3 separate regions of the Homo sapiens genome follow, and regions 2 and 3 are each linked to region 1. The links are chromatin loops, found by intact Hi-C in ENCODE. Cell type or tissue: GM12878. All regions are shown on one strand. Links, peaks and the distances in the headings refer to the core of each region. The heading gives the core; the rest is flanking DNA.

Region 1 (7,633 bases), core at 1,599-6,598:
GAGGTGGCAGCGGTGTGGGAGGAGGAGTGTTGACCTTGGACGCAGGAGAGACACCTGGGTTCTAGTTCAAGTCGGCCAAGGACTGTGTGACCTTGACAAGTCTAACTGGTCTGTGAACAAGGGGCATTTGCCCTTCCAGCTGTAAACACTGCCCTTCTGTGCCTGCCTTATGTGTGTGTGTGAGTAAGGAGCAACAGTCAAGGAAACTTTTAGGGATTCGAGAAGAAAATACATGTGGGATCTTGCCAAGGTGCTGCCTTTAGGATGCTGACCCCTGCACTACCTTAGAACATGTTGATCTGTGAGTGCCCAAGCCCCTGAGGGCTCGATCTCATGGGGCAGATGAAATTCTCTTCCTTAGAGGAAAGGGAAAGGTGAGGCCCCAGAGGACTTATCTCAGCTGTACATGCTCTGCCTGTGGAGACATGGCTTTTCTTTGTGCTGTGGCAGACTGGGGCTTTGGAAGTGGTGTATGTTTAACTTACCTGAGAGTGAGAGATGTGTAGGAAGAATAGCTGGAAGAAAGTGAAAGATGAGTGCCAGTACTTTTGGCCTGTTATCCAGTAGAGAGAAAGTGACAGTGAAAGTAACGTGAGAGAGAAAGAGTGTGTGTGTATATGTGAGAGAGAGAAAGAAAGAGAAAGGAATGCTTGATTGCTTGTTGTTCACTGGGCCAGCTCTGAAATCCAAAATCATGCCTTGATAACATTACAAAACCGTGATCCTGGGTTTGAGTGAATCCTAGAGACATTGTTCTTATGGCCGCCTGGTTTCCGCAGCCTGATCACCATATCGAGCAGACGTCAAGGAATCAGAGTGAAGTACGGAGCCAGGGAGGGAGGTGAGGCCCCGTGTAGTGCCTGTCACCACTGTGGATTCACCTGCACTCAGGTGTCCACTCCTGTCTCCCAGGCCCAAAGCAGCACATGGTGCAATGGAAAAGTCTCTTATGTAGGGATCCTCCTTGTGTCCTGGTGCCAGAATTAGATTTCCAGTGTACTTCAACGAAAACCTCTCTCCTTTATAGTTGCTGTCATCTTTCATGTATAAACAGAAACCGTCTCTAGCACAATATATTTCTGAATATTGTTTCTGTTTCATAAGAGCACAATGTACATGGACCTAGGGGAGCTGTGGTCCCAAGTGTCATTGGAATTTATATTTTAGGAATAGGCTTTGCATGTTAAAATTCACAAGTTGGGAAACTGGTATGAACAGATCTGATTTCTTACAGAGAGGCATGAAGGAATAGGCAGGACTTAACTTGGGGTGGGAGGAGATGAATAAGGGAGAATGGGAGAGTTGGGGTCTGACAGTTACCACCTGAGCCCCAGGAAAACTGTTTTCATTTTCACGGCTGTCTCACTGGGGGCCTGCTTTCCTCAAAGGAACTGACTGTATGTTGAGAGGCAATGCCTTGTGTTGGCATGGCTTTGCCACTTTAAAAGTGCCCCCCAGCCAAGGAGACCAACAGGAACCCTGCTCATCTGGTAGGGCTCTTTCCTTCAGTAAAACCAGCTGCCAGCCTGAGAAGCCTGTCTTTCCCAAATGCAGGCAGATCTGAGAGGGGCTCCAGGCACCCGGCAGGTAAATCACAAAGCAAACTTGGGTGTCCTTGGCAGCGGGGAGGAAGCAGGAGTGCCCCCTCAGGCCAGAGGGCAGGGCCAACCTCCTCACTGTGCTTCAAGGTTGTAGAAAGAGCACAATTAATGCTTAAGCGATCACAGACCCCTCTCCCCTGCAGTGGGTGTTAGCTCCAAAGAGATGCCATTGCTGATCACCCAGTCTTCGGAGAAGCCTAAAATTTCTTTGAATTAAAAACTGATCCTTTTTCATAAAGACCCAGTCACTTCTCCCAGTTTAGTGATAACAGGTATGACACAAGAAGCTGAAGTCTTTTAGATTTTATAGAGAGTAATTCTGAAACCTGCCAGAATGCTGGTAGCCTGTGGTGTCCATGGCAATGGGTGTCCATGGTAAAATATCTATAGCTTCTGCTCACTGGGCAAATATAAAAGACAACATATTATTTAACATAATATGTTGTCTTTTATATTTTTATTTAAATCTGGATTACGAAAATATAGTACCCATGAGCATTTCATGTTAGAAACCCCATTTAAAGCACTATAAGGCTGAATAGGCACAAGCGATTAAAAGTAGATGCCAGGCCACATAAAAATAAATGTTTTAATTTACTTAGAGCTGTATTCAAGTTGTTTGATACCAGACAGAAAGCTGACAGTCTGTTCTTTGTAAACTGCCTTTCCCTGTTTTTCTGTTTTGTTTTGTTTCTCAAGTTTCATTTTTTACTAAGCCCCTTCTGACACCTAGGCAGATAAAGATAAGAGTAGTGCGCAGTACAAATGTCAGCTCTGAAGAGGAGGAAGTAAATCTTCAATGCTAGGGCAGATCTTCACTATCCGTGATCCAGTCTTAATTTGAGCATGAGAGCAAAATTTAGTCATCTACACAAGAAGCAAAAGCAAGGAATAGTTGTTGGGTTTTTGTTTTTTGGTTGTTGTTTTTTTTTTTTTTTAGGCAAGAAGTGTTGCCGGTAGGGTATGTGTGCTTTCTTTGCCTTCCTATTTCCTTTCAAAGAAATCTCTTGTAAATTACAAAACTGTGAATTGGGTTGCCAAAAACTGTTGCCCTTCGTTAGATGCTTCAAACAGTGTAAATCCTATACTGCACCCTGTCCACCTCTGCTCCCTCCTCCCTCCCCTGAGAGTGAGGACCTCATCCGACCATGTAATTACCATTCGCTTGCTATTAAAGAGCCTTTCAAACTCTGGTGGTGTTTGCCTCTTTTTTTCTGCCTCCACAATGTTTGGTCCCAAAGGACACCTAATGTGGCTTATAAATGAAGAGCAAAGAGTAAAGGACCGGCAGCTCGCTGTGTGGTTGCTGTTTGTGAGGAGGCTGGGGGAAGAGAGGGAGGAGCTGGTAACATGAAACACTGCCATTGTTCAAAGATTAATCATTTCTGTGTGATGCATTCATATGTCTATTGTGATGCTATAACTGGTAGTTAGTAATTTTCTACTTCTTTGAACCAATACTTTAGTTTTGTGTTTGAGAACCCTATTTTTTCTAGCCTACTTAGGAATTCTTTTTGGCATTAATTAGAAATCTGTATTCTGTGGTCATTCTATGACATGACACCATGTCTCCACCACCTTCCTCCCGGTTATTTATTCACCAAACATGGCATTTAAATAACTCATCTGGAAGTTGATGGTAAGTTCTGTTATTTGATTAAGAGCCAGTTTCTTTCTCCAAATGAATGGGTCTCCATAGAGAGACCCATTAGATTCGATTAGATTTGAGTTTTGCTTTACAGGCACAGCATAAAGGCTTGTGTGTATGTTAGATAGTGTGTGGTCCTTTGTTTTCGATGTGGCTGTTAGAGATTGTACTCAAGTGGTGAGCTCTGTGTCAGCAGTCCCAACCCTGCTCGTGGTGCAGCAGCGGGGGCAGGCGAAGTCTTACTTATGGACTTCCTTTGTTACAGTTATTGTATCCGTCTCACAGATAGAGTTTATAAAATGCAGGTTGGCCCCTTTAAGTGCGGGCACTGGTGTTAAAAATACCCACATTTCCCCCGTGTAATCATTCTGAAATCAGTGGCTGAGGGCAAGAGGTTCTAGCCCAGACTCCTCCTGGGCTGACTGTGGCCCTAGGCATGTCCCCTCCCCACCCCACCGACTTCCGGCTTTGTTTCCTCATCTGTAAAAATAAAGAGTGGGAGACTTGTCCCCGAGTTCCCTTTGGGCACTAGCCCTGACTTGTCTAGGGGAGTCAGGAGTCGGTAGAGAGGACATGAAGCACAGTTGTAATGGAAACACTCACAGAACCAGGGTGGGGCGGCCAGGATTGGCAAAACTGTCCTGGGATTCTGAAGCTCTTTCCCCTAGGATCCCTTTTAGAATTGAAGACGCCAGTTGATATCGTGGCTGTGTGTTAGCCCAAATGCTTATGTCCCTGCGTGTTTTCTCCTGCCTTTCCACACCTTCCTTCCCTTCGTGAAAGTAATAAGGAGTCAGAACTACAACAAAGTAAAATTGGGGTGTTCAGCTTAGGGATGTAATCAACAGTCTCACTCCCTTTAGAAATGAGCCTCGTTTCCATAGTGAAGTTGGGCCGAGTGGGATCCTCCATTGTCATAGAGTTCTTTGTGTACAGGTTTGGGTTGAAGGACAACAAAATAAACAGAACCAGACCCACCACCCAGCATTTGGACGCCACGCCGGGGCTGGACAAAGTGGACTTGCTGTCCGTGTACCTGAGTGTCAGGGTGGTTTTGCCCTGTGCCCTGCCAAATCAGAGTGAATGAACATTCCTGTCTCTGTTTAGCAGACTTGGCCCTTTGGAAACTCAAGAAATGCATCCTGAAAAAGCTGGCACTGTGCTTTCCTCTTAGGACCACAATAGGCAAAAAAAAAAAAAACAAAAAACTGAAGTACTTTCCCTATCTCTAACCCTCCTTTTTTCCTTTTTGGAGTAAACAATGGCATTTGTAATGATCTGGGCAAGTTTTAATTAGGCAGTCAAGGAACAAGGTAGGCATTTTTTTAGGGATCATTTAAAGTAACATATTTTATCCTTATTTTGTTGGGAAATAGGGCAACAATGTACAGTGTAAAAACCAGCAGTAAAATTAAGTTGGCCCTTTCGGATGCTTTTTAATTAGAAGCCTCTAGAGGTCAGCACCACATAAAGAAAGGGCTTTTGAGTTCAGGGTGATCATGATGCCCATCTCCTTGTGGAGCTTTTGGAAAGGAGGGTTGGTGAATGTCCAGGCTGGGGAAAGAGAAGTGAAGAGCCGCCTTCTTTATACATAAACCCTAACATTTGACTGGGTTGTTTTTTTCCCTGCTCACCCATCTTTGCAGCTCCCACACCCCTGCGTCACACACTGTCAGTTCGATAAACATGACTTATTGACCGGTCGATGAAGTGTGCCATTTAGCTCATGCTGAGAAGGGCTGGGGAAATGCCGAAGATGAGATGGAAGGCACATTGCATTTTGCTTGGAGCAAGGTGGGAGGATGCTGGGTGTTCCAAGGCCTTTCAAAATATTTGTTAGCCCGTAGCCTGTTAAACTCTGCAACTTCCAGTGGAACATCAGGGAACACAGGTTTCTACCTAGAATCCATATCTGGCTCCCTGAAGCCTGCACAGATCAGGGGTGGGCTGGGGGAGGATTTGAGCATCTTCAGGAGGTCTGGCCAGAACTGAGATAGTTGGGAGCCCCTAAAAACTTGCAGACATACCTGTGGATCCCCGAAGTACAAGACCCAAGAGCACTGTGCAGTGATGGCCACAGGCTTCATAGACCACCGGAATTCAAGTCCAAAACGACAGGCAGCCTTGGGAGGCCACAGAGGCTCCTGGTGTTGCCCCGGGGTTTCATTTTGGCCCAACAAGGAACAGGAAGGGGAAACAATACAAAGGCTTTCCTCCCTTCTCTTTCCCTTGCCCCTTCTGTTCAGGGTTTACTGTTCCTGTCTACTAAGGAAGGCTTGACCCATAACACAAATAGTATTGACAATTACTCTGCTGGGTGATTAGATGAGCCTTGGACCCTGAGGTTCTTTCACTCACTGAGAAGATACATTGGTGGAAAGGACAACAAATATGTCACAGGCACGATGGAAGCCCAGTCTTAACATCTTAGCACTTAGTGGCATAACAGCGATTTCACTAGTACTATTAGATTTCAAAATGCTGAGTTTGGATCCTCGTGAGTATGGGCTGTATTCTTTGCAAGTATGGAACAGTCTGATTCTGATGACTTTTCAGTTGTTTTGTCATGAAGCCAACAGTGCTGAGTAAATATGCCCCACCTGTGTGTGCTATTACATATAAAAATTTTTTTGTAACAAACTTTTATGTAGTCCTTGCTAAGTGCCACACACTGTACTAAGTTTCTTTTAACTCATTTAATCCCTCCAACAATCCTACAAGGTAGATATTATGGTTGATATTCTCTTTTTACAGATGAGGAAACTGAGGCACAGAGAATCTAAGTAACTCTCACAAGATCACACAGCTAGTAAGTGCCAGAGCTGGGATTTGGACCCAGGCAGTTTGGTTTCAGAACTCTTAACTACTCTGCTGAATAATGAATGTCGTGGGTGTTGGTCTTACATTTACTGAAATCTATGATTTTTTTTCACACCACAGCACAGAGGCCCTGCCTGCCCGTATACTTCACGCAGTGCATGCTGCTAATATCCATGGTTGCCTGGGAACAGATGGAGTGAAGAGAGCATTTCCCTAGCTATTTGCCTTGCCTGTGGGCAGGTTGGCCGCGCAGGGTGGTTTAGGATAATAGCAGACACATTTTTTTTCTGGTATCCATGTACTTACAAAGATTTTTGAAAGTGACTGGAAGAACCGGGGCGACAAGTTTATAAAACAGGATCCTCAGATGGGGGCAGGGCTGGGGAAACAACCAATTGGCTTTCCATTCTGTACCCTTCTTTCTAGACCTTGTTCCCTGAGGAGCTCTTTACAAGGGTGTTACAGACTCCTCTAAGTGTCTCCCTCCTCATAGCGAAAGGGCTTTTACTCAGAGTTACCTTGAAGCAACCAGCAGCAGAAATGCATTGTCTAGTCAAGAGGAGGCCTGGGAGCAAGAAGAAAGCTCTCTTCGTCTGCTGATGTGTGGTAACATGCCATTGAGTCACCATCCCACACCAAGGGTTCCAGTCTGTGGCCCTACCCCTCAGCCATCCAAATACATTTCTAGCCTGCCTTCCTGCTCCACGCAGAGGCAGCGTGCACAAACACCCTCAATACCACCGCCACTGCTGGATGACTGTCGTGCTATTGTGCAGAAGGAATAAGTGCAAATCTGAGACCCCATTTCAAAGGCAAACACAATTCACTTTTGAGCTCATCGGGTTGTTTGGATCATCTCTGCCACGATTTTCTCCATTCCTATGGGAAAGAAAAGCTGGCCAGATCAGTATCCCATAAGAAATGCAGGCACTCCAAATCTGCTGTTCTTGCTTCTAAGATTCTGAGTGCTATCACATGGTTCCCGAATGACAGGCTCCAGGTCCTGCCATGGGAGAGTGGGCTTGCTGGTGAGTGGCTACAGGGAGAAGGTGCTAAACCTCAGGAGCAGCACTTTTGTGTTTTCCAAATGATGCACGGATGAGAGAAAGGAACGCAGGAAAGGTGAGTCAAAAACAAACCTTTGGAAATACAAAAATAAGGAGCATAGAGCTGCACAGGTTTGAAAAGAGGAGGAGGCAGTGTCATGTGTAAATGCATGTTGGGTTTCTGGATCTGATGCGTGCCTTCCTGCATGACTTTGGTCATTTAGATGTTTAGTTTCTTCTACTCAGGAATGTTAGGGGGCATTTTGAGCCTGGGGCTACAAGAGGCTAAAAAAAACTACAAACTGTTGTGCAGAATCAACTTTGGAATGGATCTGGAAAGTCAGAATTTAAAAATTTTACTTCAGTATTCCCTAAAGTCAGAAATGTAAATCCAGTAACGGGAAAGGACATGAAATGTACAGTCCCCCCTCAAGTCTCACTCTGGGTGATGCCACTCTGGGTGGATGCTTTCACCTCATCAGATGCATCTGGGAGAGCTGGCCCGGGTCTGTCTGTCC
Region 2 (7,633 bases), core at 1,483-6,482, 190 kb after region 1:
AAATGTAATGATAGTTCTGATGTAACATTTGATATTTATTGTTGTATGTTGTCATAGCTGTGTGAATTGGCATTTTCCAGCTTATTTCAATATTGCTGTAGTAAAATTTTGTTTACAATCAGCTAACATTTAGTGCCTTTTACACATTTTCACATTCATTAGATTTATTTTTAATCATCCGTATTAAAGACCATGTGAGATGTAGGTATTATCACTTGCAATTTATTTTATGAAAATGAGGCTCAAAGAGGTTTGTGACTTGTCCAAAGCTCAAGCCTGTTCTTTTTCCATGAGACTGCCTTCATTTGCATTATCTCCTAAGATCTTCACAAGGATCCTAAGAGACAGGTCAAGCAGGTTTTATCATTATTACCACTTAAGATTGCAGAAAACAAACTCAGACTCCCTTCTTGCGAATAATCACGTAGCTAGTGTTCAGAACATACCTGCTCTGTTCCAGGTATCTCACTAGGCATTTGAGAGGTATTATTTATTTCTACCACTACCCTGTGAGGTAGGTACTGTTATCCTGTTATATTCCATAATAAATTGGAAGAGTTGGAGTTTGAAACTAAACTGTAAATTAAAAAAAAAAAAATTGCTACGTATTACCCAGATTGCTGGACTCTTTTATTGCCACTATGAGCCTACATACATTAAAATTTAAACATTTGTCTAATTTTAAAAGTATACAGTAATAAGCTTGAAAATCAGATAAAGATATTAGCTTTGTTGTGTTTTCAGGACTGGTGCTTTTCTCTCCTAGTGATTGAATAGAAATGAACCTGAAATTTTACTTCAAAGTATACTTTATTCTATTTTGGTCTGTATTCAATAGTTCCATTTTTTTTCTTGTTCATGTAGACAACTCATTTAGGAAAATATTTGTTTAGGTTTTAACAAATCAGTGTAATTGATTTTAAGTTTTAGTTTATTGTTGATTTGTGACAATGAGAGGGCATAGGAAAATTATCTTAGTTTGATTTCATGGTTGGGAAATAACTTGGTAATCTAATAATTTCCTAGACAACTTGTGTGACTACTTGTGGCTTGTTAGGTAAATACTCAATACTTATAAAATACTTAATCCTGAGTTAGCTTTTTAAGGTAAGTTAGGAGCAAAAAGGCCCAAGAAAGCTATGTCTAGGTGTGGAATTAGTGCTCCTTTTGTATATTGTAGCTTTTAGAGTTTGTGATTTGTGTTCCATTTTATTTTAGTTACATTTTCTTGGCGAATTCACCGAATTTCGATTTCCAGAATATTCCCAAGAGTATAAACTTTTTTTAAAAAGTCATCATCAAAAGAGTAACAAATTTTATTTCCTCCTAAAGAATAGTCTTAATTTTGCATTAAGTTTCTAACAGTGCAGATGAAGAGTAGCTACATGTTTAACGATCAATTCTTAGTTACATTTAAACTAGAGAGGCATTGAAAAAGTAATTTTCAGTGGCATCTAGGCAGAGAAGCCCAGATTAATAAACGTTATTCCCATATTTTTACTGATATATTTATCTTACAGTGAAAATGGCAACTTCCCTTTGTTAAATATCATTTCTAAGCCTATTTATATTTGAGTACAGTAATAGCTCATGGATCTGTAATTGAAAGAATTAGTTAATGTTACGTTCTTTTATACGTATAAGAGATAACTTAATATCTGAAAGTATTTATTATTAAAACTTGTGAGCCCCAACTTTTTGTTCTTTGAGTAATTGCTTTTCACTAATGTTGTAAATTTTTTTAATTCTTGATTTTTCTAGGGATTATTTCACATTTCAGCTGCTTTTGTTTTCTACTGCTATCATTGAGGGTTCAAGAACAAAAAATAAGTCTTCAGGTAAAATGCCTGATCCATAATAGCGCTTGGCGTTGTATTTTGCTGAAAAGATCATATACCTGTTTGGATGCTTGATCTGAAAATAAAGTTGTGATGATTATGAAATTTTCGCATGAAGTTTCCTTGGCTGCCTAACAAATTCAGTCTTATTTGTTGGTTTGGTTTTTTGTTTTTTTTTTTAAAGAATTTTGGCTGTTTGCTTTTTTTTTTTTCCATGTCGTCTTGATCTGCAATAACTATATGGATATGTGCTTGGACCTGCTAAGTATTTTAATTTTGCATATTTGGCTGCTTGAATTTTAAGTAATTTCTTTGGACAATGCAAATTTTAAGAGCTTGAGAAGCTGTAAGTGAAATATCAAGTAACAGAAGTTTGTAACTAGTTTATAAATGTATATTCATTACCTATTATATATTTTAAGGTTTCATATTTTACCAAAATTAAATTAAAAATTCAGTTTCTCAGTTGCACAGGCCACATTTCAAGTGCTGTTTTCAGGCCATATGTGGCTAGTGGTTACCATTGTGGACAGCACAGATAAAAGATGTTTTTTCATCACCGTCCATAGTTCTATTGGACAGAGCTGTTTTAAATTGTGTAAGCAGTTAATTGTAAGGTCGTTTCAGTTATTTTATCCAGAAGATAAAGCGTGTGACCAGTCTTGAGAGTACTTCCTCTAAATATGTAGCTTGAGTATTTAAAACTTAGTTGTTTAAAACAGTCCAGTTGCTTTGGTATTTACGTTGCTTTAAAGTGAAATTGTTTCTTGTAGCAGAATTCATGAAGTAGGAAAAATGCCAAGGACTTAGTCTAAATTTGAATCCTGACCTCAGGACTTAGTAGTTTAGTAACTTCTGGTAAGTTACTTTACTTCTTTGAGCCTCAGTTTCCTTATGTGTAAAATGAAGGTAACAATAGTTACTTCATAGGATTAACATGTGACTTAAATATGTCAAAAGCACATTAAAAAGTACACGTTTTTAATCCTTTTAAAATATAGAATGAAGCCAAAACATAAATTAATTAGACAGTGTCATATGCTTGGAGTTGTTCCCAGCCTGGCAGTTATAATAGGCGCCTAAGTTCCTGGTCTTCATGGAGTTATTTGATGACATTGTTCAGGTTTGAAACAAGTGGAATACCAAGATGGAGAGAAAAAGAAATAGGAAGATGACTGACTTTGTTTTTGGAGAGGTGCATGAAGTACTATCTGATAATAACTAACATTTTGTATAGTGTTTTTTTATAACTTATAAAGTTTTTTCACACAATTCTTTAAAATTTCATCTCTAATATTTTGAGTACTTTTAACAGAAGAATAAAAGGAAACTTGAGGTTGACGAACATTTTTGTTCGTGAGAATGGAAATTCATATTAAGTTTTCAACTTTAAATCTTAGGCTCTTTCTACTTAAACAAGCTATTCTTTGATAGCAGTCGCATTTGTGAGGCAGGCATATATTTCAGAATCTCCAGGGGTGGGACTCAGGTACATATAATTTTTTGGTATATGTTGAAAATGCACCCATTGAAGTGATTCTAGTGCCCACTTCTGGTTAAAAATCGTAATCATTGCTCTTTTCCAGTCTTTTAACTTTTCTTTTCCTGTAATCAGTACATCTAAATTAATGCATAGATTACATGAATAAGACAAGGCATTAAACTGATAAGCAATGCGCTCATTTAACTTTTACTACTCTAGATGTTGAGGTATGAGCAATAACACTTTTTAAAAAGCAACATGTTTAGTTCCCTGTTGACAATCTCTTGTGTCTCCATTGATCATAGCTTGTGGAGGAGGAATCCAGACTAGCCAACTATGGTAGTTAAATCTGTGAGTGTTCCCTTCTCTGCTTCTTTAATGAGTTTTGGCTAGTTAGTAGTCTACCCCAAGATATTCCAGTTCTGAAGTGTTGACTCCTTAATCCCTGTGGGTGTTATCTTCATAAATGTTTTCAACTGATCTTTAGATTTTTAATCTTTTCCCAACTGTCTTGAAGATGCTTTAGTATCCTGGGTTTAGTGGTATTTCCAGGTCCTGTTTTTAAGTATGAATGTATCACATTACTAACAAGTCTTTCACAATTGTGAAATGTAGTTACCTATGTGAAGGCAAAAGCTCAAAACTTTCCTCTGAATGAAAGTGTCATTATAGGGGTGAGAGAGGGGACTACTCTAGCAAACCCCCAGGTAGGCAAAAATTAATCACATTCCACAGTGAATTTTCAAAACTGAAAATATTTTTAAACATACAAAGACACATTCTAGTGGAAACAAGACTTTAAAATGTGAAAATTAAGCATTTGCTATGTGAAGCTGTAATCATGAGGTTTTGAAGTCAGAGTGAACTATCTTCTAACTCAGAGTTGCTTATCAAAATGCAACTGATCAGTGGCTACAATATGTTAACATTAGCTTTTAATTTTCTGAGCAGAGATTATGTCACTAGAAGCTATTTTTAGTGGATATTAGGCTGTTTCTGCACTGAAATCAGTGTGTTCGGGATGTTTTTGTATACAGGTATACTTTTCTTGAACAGAAAATACAATTCTGAAGTACAGTTCTGATTATTTTTTATTGCTAGGGTTTAAGGGAGCTTATTTTTTAAATGACTTTAACCCAGCATTCTGAATTACACTAAAAAGATTGTTTAAACTTAGTACCTGCAAAGCATCTGAGGGATAAGTCTCGCCCCTGTCAATTTTAAAATAGCATTGTGTTCTTAAAATATGTATCATTCTGTTAATTATAGGCAGGTTGGATTTGTCTTTGTTGTACTATAAATTTTCTTATAAATAGGATAAAATGTAGACCTTTTAAAATATTCTCATCTCAAAGACTTTGAAGAGCTCTGAAAATGAGATGCGTCTAAAATCGATGTTGCATCATAGTTTGGTGGAAGCATTTTTTTTTTACTTGGTGGTATATAAAGCTAATGGTGCATATTATGACCATTGATGTTTTAGGTTTGATAAAAAGTGGTGGTTAACTTTTTGAAGGTGGTTGTGAAACTTACACTCACATAATTCTTTGATAAGAATGGTATACCTTTGTGATGAAAAAATACGTAAGTGGTGAGAATATACCATATTACTTGGAATTATAGACCTTTACCAGGTTTTTTTAGTGTCTCCTTTAGATCCTTTTTCTTTTTGTTCTCACTGCTATCAGTTAGATGCTTCACGTTAAACTTGTTCCCTATCTGAATCTCCTATTGAAAGATACTAGAACAATAAGAGAAAAATGGAGATCAAGAGAATGAGAAAAGGCATGGGGTGCAGGATGGGGTAGGAGTAGTGGGTAGGATCTCTAGGGCCAAGAGAAAAAAAAATGGGGAAAGGGAGGGCACTTCAGGGAAGTGGTAATAACATTTTCCGTTTATCCAGCTTTGCTTGTCCAGAAATCTTTACCTGCTTAAGTTTCTGACTGTAATATATTAGCTTGTGAGCTGCCCAGTAGTTAGCTCAAATCACTCCTAACGTATTCAGTCCATTCAGCTGATATAAACCCTTCTTGCTGAGGCCTTTGCTTATTCTGCAGAAGGTGCCCTGTTACCTCCTCCAGCATTCTGAGTAAATCATCTCCTGGTATCTTCTCTTATGTAGACCAAATAGAGTCTGTGTTCCTTCTTAATGTGCAGTCTCAAATGAATAATTAAAGGGAAGAACCACTTCTTATAGAATGAATTTTTCTGCAGGGTACTCTTACAGATAATGTACACAATCAAATTTGTTGGTTGGTTTTTATAGGAGGAATGGGCATATCAAACAAATACTTAACTTTAGAAAATGTCCCTGCCTTTCTGTTTCTTTCAGAATTTACGTAGAGATTGATGCAGTCTTTACCGTTTAGCATATTTGATTTTTTATTTTGAAAAGCAGTAATTTGTTTATTTATAATATAAATTCATATTGCATGTTCCTGCTTTAGCTTTCCATTCTGTAAACGAAGAACATATACTCTGGAGCAGTTTGTCCATGTTCTTCAGTAATGGCATGTTTTATTCTGCATTTAAAAAACAGTCACAAAGTAAATCTGGCTTACATACTCTATTTTAAGCAAACTGCTTTTAAAAATTAAAATTTAGCATTAGAATATAATTTAAATTTTCAGTATAAAACATGGATTGAGAGAACCTTAACATTTTTTCAAAAGGAACATTTGCATTATAAAGAGATTTACCCTTGAAGATTTTAAGCACACCATAGAGTTTTTTGTTTGTTTGTTTTTAAATACCCTGCAGATCCTTTTGGAAGCCACTCTAATTAATGCCTGGAGTAGGCTTGCCATTGTCATGGAAAAAGATTATGAAGAATTGCTGCATCCAGTTCTGAAATCCTCAGATTTCCAAAAGTCTCTTTCAGAATCTATACAAAAGTTTTGATATTCCTTTGCATTTTCTTGAGTTAAGCAACTTTTTAAAAGTCCCACATTTGGGGTGATTTCTTGAACTTACCCAATTTTATTATTTTATAATTTTTAAAATTATAATTTTATTTTCATGTCTTTTTAGCCACATTACACTGTAAAATTCTTTGAACTATCTTGGTCACACTAAAGGAAAATAAATTCATGGTACAAATAACTAGCTTATTGATAAAGTTATAGAGCAAAATCTGCCCAATTTGGGTGATTCTGTACTGTTTTTGCTTACTGTAATGCTTCAATAAAATAGAAATGAAAACGTGAGACAATGGAAGTAAAGGTAAACATTATTCAGTCATTTATGAATAGTATTTCAAATACACGTGCTGAGTTTTATGTATTTCTGGCGAAAAGATATGCCAAGTAAGGTGGAATCACAACTTTTTATCAGTTAGCATTCACGTAATTCTTTTTTCAATTTGATGGATAATTTTATTGTCCTGAATTCATTTTCTCTTTCTTCAGAGGATGTACTGAGTAAAGATGCTGGGGAATGTGCAATATGCCTTGAAGAATTGCAGCAGGGAGATACTATAGCACGACTGCCTTGTCTATGCATATATCATAAAGGGTAAGTTCACCAAGTTGGTATTAGAGTAAAAGATTGTTCTCACAGTTTCAGACATTGTAATTAGGGCTGAAAAGGAATCTTCGTTGAAACCACCCCCTCCCTGTCTCACACACACTTCTTAAAACTTAATGATCTTTTTTCTCTATTTGAACTAAGACTTGAACCCACATCTGTTTGTATCCAAAAGGCTACTATTTTTAAAGCATTTGCTATGACCCAGCTGTTGTCCATAGCTTCTTGAATAAATTATCTCATGTAAGCCTTGTAACCATTGCATTTTACAATTGAGAAAATAAGCTAAGGGACAGTATGGAATTGCCCCAAGGTTACAAGGCTAGTAAATGGCAGAGTTGAGATTCCAGTAGATTTGGAATCTGCTTGACTCCAAAACCTGTCTGCTTTCTCATATGGTCTTCTTGCTTTTAGAGTGATACAGGAAAAATTTGGGGTTAAAAAAAAAAAAGTTTAAGGTAACCACAAAAAGAAAACTATAACTTTCAACCTGATGAAAATACAGTACTTAAGTTAAGATGAGGTGGGGGAAAACTTAGAGAAAACAGAGGAAATAAAACAAAATATGGATACAAAAATATATCCAAATATATCAGTTATAATAAATACACATAGAACAAACCCACTGGTTGAAAAACAGATTGAAAGGTTGGGATAGGTAGTTGATAAACAACACATTTGAACATAAGTATACATAACATTTGAAAGTAAAAGGATAGAAAACTATATCCAGGCAAATATTAACTAAAAGAAACTACAAAGCTAAACTAGTATTAGACAAAGCAAA
Region 3 (7,633 bases), core at 1,380-6,379, 62 kb after region 1:
ATTCTAGAAAATATACATTAATCTGTAGCGACGAAAAGCAGATCAGCAGTGTTGGGCGCAGGGGCAGAGTGTGGAAAGTACTGCAAAGGGGAATGAAGAAGCTTTTGGGGATGATGGAAATGTTCTGTATCTTGCTTGTGCTGGTGATTTCACAAGTGTGCATGCCTGGGAAAAGTCATCAGATCATACACTTGAAAAGGAAGCAGTTTATTGTATGTAATTACACTCCAGTAAAGGCAAAAAAAATCTCATCCATTAAATTAATATCAATAGTAGGCTTTCACTTGAATCAAGGTTTTTCACTTTTCAATTTTTGCTGAAAAAACTGAGCCCCTCAGCTATTTTAAGGATAAAAAACTCTGGTATGATTGTTGTTTGACTACTCTGCTTGGAGAGGGTGAGTGGGGGTGCCTGAGCACGGTTTTGAGCCTTGCCTACCTCATTCCCACCCCCAGGAGCGTGGGTGACATCATTTCAGGACACATCATGAGGAATACACTTGACTACCTCTGGGCCCAGCATGCCGCAGACCTCCACTCAGTCGGCTCCTACATCCTCCAACCAACAGGAGGTGGAGAAAGGCCCAGGGATGCCCAGAACCCCAGGAGGCCTACAGATGCTTTAGATCAGCTGTACCTTCCCTTCACCTGCATAAACTCAAACCTGCAGAGGAAATTTCCTCCTAAGCCCAGACATTAATCACACCACTGGGAGACTGTAAAGCCAGTGCCAGGCTGACAGAGAGGCCTGCAGGAACCTGGTCCTTTTTAACAGCACCCAGCAAAGGGAGGGAAAGCCCAAAACCCAGCCTCAGGCAGGACGATCAGCATGCAACAGTCATAAGGAAGCTGCCCCGCTCCCCCGGTTTCCTGAGCAGGATCTGAGTGTGCATCCCTCCAAGAACTGGCACTTGGGTTTTAATTATAACCTCTACCAAACTTCTCCGCTCTCTGCTGCCACACAGATCTGCAGCTGAAACTGTCCTCTGTCAATATATAAGCATCCCCTACTCTAAGGCAGCCAGACACTTTTAGGACCTATCTAGCCCCAAGTATTCCTTTAGGAAACACTATCAGCCACATCTGGAAGCCTCCAGGTGGGAACACAGTGCAGACCAATGGGACACATGTGCTCAAGTCCTGACTGTGCGTCGCTAGCTGTGTGATTCTGGCAGGTGACCACCAATCTGATTACCATCATCCTCATTAGTAACATATGGATAATAGCTTCCTTACAGATTAGGTGTGTAGATCACAGGAGATTAAGGGATTTATAAAGTGCTGTATGGTCTATGAAAGTTGGCTATTATTAACCATGCCTAGGGAATTCAGACTTCATATGGCTTTTCTCCACAGAATCTTCTTACACTTTTCTAAGGTTAAAAAACAAAGGTGGTCTAGGATCCAAAAAAGAAAAAATATGTTAAAAAATATTTCTACCAAGTTTGAAAAAACACTTTAAAATCCTTTCTAACCTCTCTCTCCTCCCACACATACACCTTAGCTCTATAGATGAGCTGTGGCTAATGTTAAAACAAATCTATTTTCCCTTAGAAACACGATGATGACACAGGGTAGTGGGTAAAGGAGGGGAGGATTGGCAGGACGGCCATAGGAAGTTACAAACTGAGAACATTCTGTAGCTGTTTAAATTACACAGAGTACAGTATGTGTAGAATGAGAAAGGCAGGGAGGTGGGTTAAGGCCTATGGAATATCAGCATTTCAAGATTGGGTAGAAAAAGAGAAGCTTACAAAGGAGAATGAGAAGGAGTCACAAAGGTGAGTATGACAGAGACTGCCAGTTGCCCCAACATCCATCCTCCCTTTCTTCCACAGTGATAGAATTGTTGGCTGCGTGCATGTTCACTTAGCTAAAGACTGCATTTACCAACCTCTGTTGCAGCTAGATGTGACCATGTGACTGTTCCGGCTACAGGATCTGAACACAACATGTGCAACTACAGATTATTCTCTTAAAGGGAAAGGATATGCTCTCTCCTATATATTTTCCCTTTTTCAGTGGTGGATTGTGGCTGTGGGAAGAACCATCCTGAACCACACAGACAGGTGGGATACCTAAGGATGTTAGAGCAACAAGATAGAAAGAACCTGGGCTTGGGACAATGTTGCAGAGCAGATCCAACACACCAATTTCAATGTTTGCATGATAGTGCAATAAAATCCTGTGCTTTTAAGTCACTATTTCTTTAGGTCTCCGAGATGTGGATGGACCAATATCTATCTTACTCAGTGAATGTAGGAAGAAGATGATTTAAAGAAGGAAGAGAAATGTGGCTGATATGTCAGATAAGATGAGGACTGAAGCTTCCTCTTGGTTGAGCAATAAAAAATTCACTGGTGACTCCAGGAAGAGCATTTTTAAAGGTGATAGGACCATTGGAAGGCCAATTTTAAGAGTGGGCTCAAGGCAAGGAAGGATGGACAGCAAGGATCAGCACTTTGTTAAGAAATTTAGCGGTAAAGGAGGCAAGAGCTGGAGAGTGACATGGGGTTGAAAAAAATCCTGCTTCACTTCTCTGTTTCTGTTTCATGGGACTCTCCAAGAATGGGTCTCTCCATCCTAACAAAAATCGCTTGTGTTCTCAGCCTATTTTGCTTACTCATAATTGTGTAACAAACCACTTCAAGAAACTTAGTGGCTTAGACTATGATGATTTATAATTTCTCAGGACTCTGTGGGTTGACTGGGCAGTTCTCTTCATGTGGTGTGGGCTGGAGCACTAGTATGCTTGAAATGTCCAAATGGCTGGCTGTGGCTGCTGGCTGCTGCCTGGGAGCTCAGCTAGGGCTCTCAGCCAGGGGTCTTGGTTTTCTTCCAGGGGTCCTTTCTATGTCGTTGCTTGAGCTTCCTCCCAGCATGACAGCTAAATTCCAAGATGAAACATTTCAAGAGTGCAAACACATAAACTGCTAGTCTTTTCTAAGGCTTAAGCCTGAAACTAGCATAGCATCACTTTCACCACATTCCATTATTTAAAATAGATCACAAGGCAGCCCAGATTCAAGGGAGAGGAGACTACACAAGTGTATGAATACAAGGAGGCATGGAAGACCACCAAAATAAAAACCTAACAAGTAGAAATGACCCAGAGAAGAGAGAGAGGTTGCAAAGGGGTTGCAGGAAATTTGGTGGAGGGGTGAGGGATATGTTTTTATTTTAATTGTAGTGATGGTTTTACAGGCTGACTCATGTCAAGCTTATCAAATTATACACTTTAAATTTGTACAGTTTGTTGTATATCAATTATACCTCAAATACGTCTTTTTTTTAAAAGTGCAATCTACTTACAGAGTAAATATTTCAGTAAATTGTGGTATATCCATTAGGTAAAATATTTTATAGCAATTACCAGTGATAAGAACAGTGTGAAATAGCAGGAGAAATGTTTCTGATGTAAAGACAAATGAAAAAAGCAAGTATGAAATTCTGGGTACACTGAAAATTTTGTAAAAATGTGTATATGTGGGCAAGGCTAGGAAAGCATTCACAGAATGAAAATACCATCATTAGGCAGGTGGAATAGCATGGATTTTCCCCTTCAATTGTCCGCATTTTCTGCTCTGTTGCTATATTTGCTTTATAATTAATCTCTTGATCCTTCTATTTTTGCACTCATTCTCTTATCTGCAGGCCTTCCACATGGGTCAGGCCTCTTCAGCTGAGGCTCTGGCAGTGTAAATCCTGCGTCTGTCTAAAGCACTTTGTTTCTGTGTGGTTCACTCCTGATACAGGGCCACTTGTGCGAGAGTTGAGAGGGAGACAGGCAGGGCTCTTGGGGAGTGATACAGCACTTATGTGTTCGTCAATTCTAATAACAGGCTTGCTCCTTCTCCCACCTGGGGCTGTCACTCTGGCTTCCAAATCCAGACAGGTTTCTGTTTCAAAATTACTTCCTTATTAGTCATTCCCTTTCCACTTCCCTTTTCTGCCACCTTCTTATAAAACACACTGGTTCAGCAAGCTCTGTGTGTCTGAATCACTGCCAGGCCTCAGCTCCCTCCCTGGCTGCCCCAGCTGCTCCCCCACCATTTAGCAGAACCATGCAGGCATCCAGAAATGGGGAAACAGCTACAGCTGGTGTCAGCTGCAAAGTTTCTCTCCTGCCCCTCCATCTCTCCCCCTCTTTCCTGACATGTTATATTTTCACAAGAAGGGACTTGGAGAAACGTGCTATTATTCTTTTCTGGGTGACACACAATCACAAAGGCAATCTTCCTGGGAGATGGGCTTAGCAGGGCCAATGCCAGCAATAGGGAGAGAAGGGAGTTAGGCCTTTTAATCACACTCCTTTGGCTCGGTGTATCCATTTTGCCTCCCACGATGGTGCTTGCTGTCTGCTTCGGGTCAGCTCTGCCCCTCAGGGTGATGAGCAAGGAAAGACAGGTGATGGCAGGTTGACATTTACGATCTCACGAGCCAAACTGCTGCCTGCATGCCCAGAAGGATGTGAGGGTACCATGATGGAGGATTGCAAGTGAGAGCCAGAGAGGCACCTGCCAAGCCCCGTCACCTGGCTGCACACACGGTGAGGGAGGGACGAGGTGGAGAGGAATTGTGTGAAGGGAGCAGGGGCCAGCTCTGAGCCATATGTTCTGTTGGGGAGGCTTTTCAGCTATGAGCAGGCAGCCTGATACCTGTTAAATGGCTCCTCAAAGTGGCTACACTAAGACTCAACCCGGTAAGACAGAATGGCAATGTGTTGTCAACTTGATTTGTTCTTAAAATGGGACTTTTTTTTCCTTTGGGCAGAAGGCCTGTCAATTTCCAGCAGGGGCAGCGCAGTCCGCTTCCAGGGAAAACTTAGGTCCTTGCCAGCAGGTGGGGCAGGTGGCCTCCAACCGTGGTTTTTCTCCTCTCACCAGTCCTGTGTTCTCCCTCAAGGTAGCCTTTCAAAGCCATGTTTTCTCCTTCTTCTCTGCTTACACCTCCCGCTGCCTCGCTCACTGTTTTTTTTTGTTTGTTTGTTTTGAGACAGGGTCACTGTCTTTTTAACTGTCCCTTCTCTTTCCTCTTCTGCCTTTTCGTGTTCCTTTTCAGGCAAGAAAAAATGCAAACACGTGCCCATGTGCACACCCACCCAACCCACACACAAGAATTCTGGAAAGAAATAGAGTACCAAAATGTCTTCCTTTCCAGCATTTGTGATTTGCATAATTTAAAACTGCATGTCCCTAACCATTTCATTATTATATTAAATATATAGTATTTCAAAACAGTGGGGGAAAATGATCAAGTTGGACCCACAATGACTTAAAGTTATATTTATGCCTTATCCAGAAAGCTTTCTTTTCAAGAAGAAAATGAGTGACTTTAGAAAATGTATACATTGAGATTACTTTTTAAGGTTAAAAAATGCCAACAATAATGTTAAAAAGTGATGATGCTTGAAATCCTTTAGATGCTCTAAGTACTGGTAATAAACATGTTCTATTTTATTTGAGTTTTTACAGATTGAGAAACTGAAGGACAGATAAGACTCGACTCTCCTGAATCCCAGGCCCTTGCTGGGTCCCCACAAGGTGGTGAGGTCCTTGAAGGTAGGATCTGTTTTATTGAAACATCTTTGCAGCCCCTTTAGGTCTGGAACACAGTAGGGACTCAATAAATGTCTGTGGAATTTAACTATTTCCTGGAAATGACCAACAATATTAATATGTTGAACATGAGGACTTTTAGTAGGATAATTAATAATTTAATAAATATATACATTCTATATTTTCCTTATATCTTGGTAACCAAAAGGGAATTACTTGAGCTAGCAAACTGCAGCCAGTAATGGACAGCAGCAGCCACATTAAGAATGTCTTATTTTCCCAAAGGGATACGATTTTCACATATGGCATTAATTTCTGGGAGTTTGTGAGACAACTGGGACCATTTGAACAATTTTACAGAGATTTAGCTGCTTATACTGAGCTGTGTTGCTCAACCTGACTTACTCCAAAGCCTGAAAGGATGTAGTTCAGGTGTGTTTGGCAGCTGAATGAGGCCACAGTGTTTAGTGTTGGGTTAGCCCGTGATTCTCCACCAGGCTACGTGTCAGAATCACCTGTGGAACGTCTTAATCGATTCCTATTTCCAAGGTCCCTCGTTAAACCAGTTAAATCAGAATCTCAGGAGTAGGGTCTAGGCATTACATTTTTGAAGCTCTCTGGAGGGGTCTCAAAAGAGGCACAAAGAATGAGTGGTGAGAGGGGAGAGCTCCTTCTTGCTTTCTACAAGCTCCAAGTTTGCTTTTAGCCGATAGTGTTAGCCCAGTGTTGTTCAAACCTTAATGTGTACACGTATCGCCTGGGGATCTTGCTGAAATGCAGCTTCTGACTTGGTAGATCTGGCCTGCCGGTGCAGATGCAACTGGTTAGCAGGCCACCATAGGCAGCAAGGATCCAGAGCTGCACAGGCCAATATGGTGGCCACAGGACATGTGTGGCTATTGAGTGTGTGAAACATGGCTAGTCCAAGTTGCAATGTGCTGTAAGCATAAAATAAACACCAGATTTGGAAGCTTTTGTACCAAAACATAGATATATCCATAATAATTTTTATCTTGGTTACATGTCAAAATGATAATATCTTAGACATACTGAGTTAAATAAAATACACTATGAAATTAATCTCGCCTGTTCCTTCTTTTCTTGTTTTAGCGTAACTACTAGAAAATTTGACGTTATCCTAAGCAAATTAATGCAGGAACAGAAAAGCAAATACCACATGTTCTCACTTGTAAGTGGGAGCTACACATTAGCTACTTATGGATATAAAGATGGCAACAATAGACAATAGAGACTACTAGAGGTAGGAGGAAGGAAGTGGGGCAAGGGTTGAAAAACTAACTATTGGGTACTATGCTCACTATTTGGGTGATGGCATCCATTGTACCCCAAACCTCAGCATCATACAATATACCCATGTAACAAACCTGCATATGTAACCCTGGATCTAGGATAAAAGTTGAAATTATTTTTAAAAAGAAAATTAAAAATTACTTATTGACTTGCATTGACTTTCTATTGGGCAGCGCTGGTCTAGGAAACTGTTCAATGCTTGGTGGCAACTGCATAGTGGCAAGGGTGTTTAAATGGGATGAATGCAGTGGCTGGGGAAGTGGTTACCTGCCTAGAATTCAGACTCTACAGGTATAAATTAAGAACAATCATGGCTATCATTTATGAGTGCTTCTACGACCTATCACTGTTCTAAACACTTTACATGAATTATCTCATTTAGTGCTCATAGCAGCCCATGAGGTAAGCATCTCTATTATTCCCATTTCACAGATGGGGAATTTAAGGCAGAGGCAGTTTCAGCAACTTGCCTCAGCTAGCAAGTGAAAGGGTTTAGGGTTGAGCTTTAGAAAGCTCCCTCTCCCTCTGCCCTCTGTTTTAGTCCATTTGTGCTGCTATAACAAAATACCACAGACTAGGTAATTTATAAACTATAGACATTTATTTCTCATGGTTCTGAAAGCTGGAAGTCCCAGGTCAAGGTGCCAGCAGGATTGGTGTCTGGTGGGGGCTGCTCTCTGCTTCCAAAATGGTCCCTTGTTGCTGCATCCTCTGGAGGGGAGGGATGTTGTGTCTTCACATGGCAGAAGGGATGTTGTGTCTTCA

The links. Peaks named below come from ENCODE experiments on the same cell type or tissue, not always from the same donor. Only the 100,000 strongest peaks of a DNase experiment are listed, where the experiment ranks them.
Region 2: a loop joins it to region 1, with 7 times the contacts of the local background. A loop is called at or near these places in 19 of 110 quality-filtered maps.
Region 3: a loop joins it to region 1, with 2.2 times the contacts of the local background. A loop is called at or near these places in 17 of 110 quality-filtered maps.

What each region holds. Positions count from the first base shown.
Region 1 is chr7:30,159,971-30,167,603 of GRCh38, forward strand. MTURN (maturin, neural progenitor differentiation regulator homolog) reads left to right here. Exons shown (of 3, transcript NM_152793.3): 3 at 1-2,792. Among named protein-coding and RNA genes, the nearest start is that of MTURN, 29 kb to the left of the region's middle. RefSeq lists a silencer at 3,479-3,538. In GM12878, for the core only: CTCF peaks have their summits at 4,710 (motif pointing right) and 6,543; DNase peaks (open chromatin) are centred at 2,759, 3,617 and 4,709; H3K27ac peaks cover 1,188 bases.
Region 2 is chr7:30,349,000-30,356,632 of GRCh38, forward strand. ZNRF2 (zinc and ring finger 2) reads left to right here. Exons shown (of 5, transcript NM_147128.4): 3 at 6,729-6,834. Among named protein-coding and RNA genes, the nearest start is that of LINC01176, 38 kb to the right of the region's middle. In GM12878, for the core only: a CTCF peak has its summit at 3,390 (motif pointing left); no DNase peak of the experiment used is centred there.
Region 3 is chr7:30,222,186-30,229,818 of GRCh38, forward strand. LOC124901607 (a long non-coding RNA gene) reads left to right here. Exons shown (of 3, transcript XR_007060274.1): 2 at 5,465-5,560. Among named protein-coding and RNA genes, the nearest start is that of ZNRF2, 59 kb to the right of the region's middle. In GM12878, for the core only: no CTCF peak of the experiment used is centred there; DNase peaks (open chromatin) are centred at 2,616 and 3,916; H3K27ac peaks cover 341 bases.